Linked DNA regions of Homo sapiens: region 1 is linked to region 2. A link is an interaction called in ENCODE POLR2A ChIA-PET data of the cell type or tissue named here. Cell type or tissue: A673. All regions are shown on one strand.

Region 1 (2,500 bases), 580 kb before region 2:
AGCTTCATGGTGGTTCTGGTTTCCCAAAGGCTTAGTCCTGCCAAAAATTGCATGCCAAGGAACTTCACTAAAAAATGTGTTCAACATGTCACTCTGAAACATCTGCATTAATATCATTTTATTGGTTTGGGGCTTTCCATGAGACTTTCCCCCAGACAACAAACAGCCTTATAGATCTATGACTAAACTGGCTCACAGAGTGGTTCCTTCTAGAACAAAAGGAAGATCTACCTCCAGGAAAATTCCAGCTCTTATCCTAGACTCAGAAAATACTGATCACTCTGAAAGGATAGATCCCAATTCCAGCAGGAACTCTTTTCTATTGGGAGAAACTCTCACAACCTTCTATGTGCTACACAAAATCTTTTTTTTCCCTCTGTCCTGGTTCTTGCTTTAGTCCTCAGCTATCAAGGTTGGAGCTCATTCCGCTAGATAGAAAGACATAAATTAAAGGTCACACATTAAGAAGTCTTGCGCTAATGCTTTAGTGTTTATATGTGTATACGTCCTTATTTACCTGGTTTTTGTTTGTTTTTTTTTTTTTTTTTTTTTTTAAAAAAAGCACTTTCAGGGCATTATATAATGGTAAAGGGATCAATGCAACAAGAAGAGCTAACTATCCTAAATATATATGCACCCAATACAGGAGCACCTAGTTTCATAAAACAAGTTCTTAGAGGCCTACAAAGAGACTTATACTCCCACACAGTTGTAATGTAATGGGGGACTTTAACACCCCACTGTCAATATTAGATCAATGAACAGATCAATTAATTAATGAAGAAAAATTAACAAGGATATTCAGGACTCAAACTCAGCTCTGGACCAAGTGGACCTAATAGACATCTACAGAACTCTCCACCCCAAATCAACACAATATACATTTTTCTTAGTGCCACATAGCACTTTATAAAATTGACCACATAATTGGAAGTAAAACACTCCTTAGCAAATGCAAAAGAATGGAAATCATAACAGTCTCTCAGACCACAGTGCAATCAAATTAGAACTCAGGATTAAGAAACTCAGTCAAAACTGCACAACTACATGGAAATTGAAACAACTTGCTCCTGAATGACTACTGGGTAAATAACAAAATTAAGACAGAAATAAAGAAGTTTTCTGAAACTAATGAGAACAAAGAGACAATGTACCAGAATCTCTGGGACACAGCTAAACCAGTGTTAAGGGGGAAATATATAGCACTAAATGCCCACATCAGAAAGCTGGAAAGAACTGAAATTGACACCGTAACATCACAATTAAAAGAACTAGAGAAGCAAGAGCAAACAAATTCAAAAGCTAGCAGAGTACAAGAAATAACTAAGATCAGAGCAGAACTGAAGGAGATAGAGACACAAAAACCCTTCTAAAAAATCAATGAATCCAGGAGCTGGGGATTTGAAAAGATTAACAAAATAGTTAGACTGCTAGCTAGACTAATAAAGAAGAAAAGAGAGAAGAATCAAATATACACAATAAAAAATGATAAAGGGGATATCACCACTGATGCCACAGAAATACAAACTACCATCAGAGAATACTATAAACACCTATGTGCAAATAAACTAGAAAATCTAGAGGAAATAGATAAATTCCTGGACACACACAACCTCCAAAGACTAAATCAGGAAGAAGTTGAATCTTTGAATAGATCAGTAACAAGTTCTGAAATTGAGGCAGTAATTAATAGCCTACCACCTCCACCACCACCACCAACAACAACAAAAAAGCCCAGTACCAGACGGATTCATAGCCAAATTCTACCAGAGGTACTAAGAGGAGCTTGTACCATTCCTTCTGAAACTATTCCAAACAATAGAAAAAGAGAGATTCCTCCCTAACTCATTTTATGAGGCCAGCGTCATCCTGATACCAAAACCTGGCAGAGATGCAACAAAAAAAGAAAATTTCAGGCCAATATCCCTGATGAACATTGATGTGAAAATCCTCAGTAAAATACTGGCAAACTGAATCGAGCAGCACATCAAAAAGCTTATCCACCACGATCAAGTCGGCTTCATCCCTGAGATGCAAGGCTGGTTCAACATATGCTAATCAGTAAACATAATGCATCACATAAACAGAACCAATGACAAAAACCACAAGATTATCTCATAGATGCAGAAAAGGCCTTTGATGAAATTCAACATCCCTTCATGCTAAAAACTCTCAATAAACTAAGTATCGATGGAACGTATCTCAAAATAATAAGAGCTATTTATGACAAACCCACAGCCTATATCATACTGAATGGGCAAAAGCTGGAAGCATTCCCTTTGAAAACCAGCAGAAGACAAGGATGCCCTCTCTCACCACTCTTATTCAACATAATATTGGAAGTTCTGGCCAGGGCAATCAGGCAAGAGAAAGAAATAAAGCGTATTCAAACAGGAAGACAGGAAGTCAAATTGTCTCTCTTTGCAGATGACATGATAGTATATTTAGAAAACCCTATTGTCTCAGCCCCAAAACTCCTTAAGCTGATAAGCAACTTTAG
Region 2 (2,500 bases):
GTGGATCACCTGAGATCGGGAGTTCAAGACCCACCTGACCAACATGGAGAAACCCCGTCTCTACTAAAAATACAAAATTAGCCGGGCATGGTGGCGCCTGCCTGTAATCCCAGCTACTCAGGAGGCTGAGGCAGGAGAATCGCTTGAACCCAGGAGGCGGAGGTTGCAGTGAGCTGAGATCATGCCATTGCACACCAGCCTGGGCAACAAGAGCGAAATACCATCTCAAAAAAGAAAAAAAAAAAAGAAATTTCCCAATATATTAATGTCAGCATCTTCAGTGATTTTCCTGTTTATATATTTCTTCTATTCTAAACTTTTAATAATATACATATAAATCACAATAATCAAAGAGAAAAATGGAAAGTAATAATTTTATATACCTTAAACTGCTTATTCCTAGTTTCTATTTTGTGAGAGGAAAACTATTTCCTAGCCCCTTGTCCTCCTTACAGCCCAGCAATGTCATTCCTCCCCACAGCACTCAAGTACCTAAAAACTCATTCTACTGGAAATTATTGAAGGATCTGGCTTTTTCAATATGACTAGATCTAAGGAAGGTCCCAAAACTTTGGGTGAAATTAGAAGCACTGAGAAACAAACATGAAGCTGAGGACACTGTTTTCTTTATATTTCTCTACCTCTCACAGTGATGGGGACACAACCATTTTGTTAAAATGCCTGTTAGGATGGAGAGTGCCAATTTCCACTTACAAATACATATTTTGCGTATGGGATAACAAAATGTTCATAGGCTACTGAGACTATGTGTACATTAGAGTTCTGATGGGAAATCGGCCTATAATCCCATATCCTTAATGCAGTGGACTTAGCTGCTTCAGGAATACTTCCAAGACTGCAGCTAGGGTTTTTAAACCTCAGTCGGCTTTGCTGGCATGTGTGCTATTTCTTTCCCTCCTTCCCCAAATTTGCAAGCTCGTTTCTTCTTAAATTCTGCATTAGATGATGCATGAATGCGTTTTATTTCCTCAATGGAAATGTAGATGCTGCACAGCTGTTAAGACTTTAAATCACCAGGTGGTACTTGGAAGCAGGAACTAAAATGGTGTTGCCAGGGTAACCACACATTCTTCCAGCTATGGGAAGAGCTGCCATGTTTTCTATGCTCTAGGGAATATATGTTATTTTAAAAATTGGCTTAGTGCATATGACTATTTACTATTTAAAAAGAATACCCATTTCTTCACAAACCAGTGAAATGCTTTTTGATTACTCATATGCCTGAAAAAAACATAATATTTTATCTTTTCAGGGCATCAGTCCTCATCTTTCTTTGCCAATAGAATTTTAAAGATCCAGTAATAACTAATATTTTATGCTACCCATAATATACTAGTACATCTCATTTTACACCTTACATAGATTCACTTCAAATATGCAATCAGAGCTTACCATTTAAAGAAGTACCATTGTGAATTCTGTAAGGAAATGCATTTACAGAATGTATTTATCGGTTATGAAAATCCTTACTGCCATTCATAGTAAAATCTGAGAGGTAGAGGTGAATCGTCTGAGATTCCCAAAGTTCCACTGGAGTTGACAAACCTTTAGGGTGGTTTGAGACCATACAGACAAGAAAGCAGCAGTCCCACAACACCCAAAACAAAGCAAAAAGAAGTCAATGACACAAATATTCTTATATCTATCCTTCCTTCCTCCCTTCTTCCTTACTTCCCTCCTTCCTTCCTTCTCTCCTTGCTATCATCCTTTCTCCCTTCCTTCCATCCTTTCTTCCTTCTTTTAACATCTATTTACTGAGCTCTTACTTGGCACTAGGAACCGTGGCAGGTACTGGGAGACTTTCTGTAGGGACTAGATCCAGCAGTAGAGGTGCAGATGATACAATAGGCTCATCTTCAACTGTACTAGATTTTGTTAAATTGTTTTCCAAAGTGGTGATGTCAGTGAAATTCTCCCATGAGCAGTGCATAAAATTTATTTGCTCTACATCCTCACCAATACTTGATCTCTGGGGAATGTAAAATCCTACTTTCTGGTGGTTTTAATTTTGTGTTTCCCTGATCACTATGTTTATGGTTATTGGCCATTCAGGTTTTCTTTTCTGTCCACTGCCTGTTTATATCCTTTACCCATTTTTCTATTGGGTTGTCTTTTCCTCATTGATTTATAGGGGTTCTTTATACACAGTGTGTATAAAATTTTTTATATGTTTAAATCTCTTTCTCACTTTTCACTTCTTTAGGTATTGTTTAACATCAGAAATTTCTAATTTTAACACAGTCAAGTTTATCCATCTTTTTCTTTAATGTTTATGTTTTTGTACATTGTTTAAGAAATTCTTAGGTATTCAAAGGTGATACAAGATTTCCTTTCAGATGTTTAAAAATTATACTTTTCACATTTAGGTCTTCAACCTACCTGTGATTAATTTTTGTACAAGGCATGATATAGGGATATAATTTTACTTTTTCCCATATGGATAACTAGTTGTACCAGAATCCATTACTGAATCATCAAA

Evidence for each region. ChIA-PET counts read pairs that join two places held together with the same protein. Peaks named below come from ENCODE experiments on the same cell type or tissue, not always from the same donor. Only the 100,000 strongest peaks of a DNase experiment are listed, where the experiment ranks them.
Region 1: POLR2A ChIA-PET joins it to region 2 with 13 read pairs; 2 of 35 experiments call an interaction of 5 or more read pairs at or near these places.

What each region holds. Positions count from the first base shown.
Region 1 is chr12:46,975,666-46,978,165 of GRCh38, reverse strand. No RefSeq gene overlaps it. Among named protein-coding and RNA genes, the nearest start is that of PCED1B, 100 kb to the left of the region's middle. In A673, no CTCF peak of the experiment used is centred here; no DNase peak of the experiment used is centred here.
Region 2 is chr12:46,394,050-46,396,549 of GRCh38, reverse strand. All of the region lies in intron 2 of SLC38A4-AS1 (SLC38A4 antisense RNA 1), which reads right to left. Among named protein-coding and RNA genes, the nearest start is that of SLC38A4-AS1, 12 kb to the right of the region's middle. RefSeq lists an enhancer at 774-1,275. In A673, no CTCF peak of the experiment used is centred here; a DNase peak (open chromatin) is centred at 1,029; H3K4me3 peaks cover 546 bases.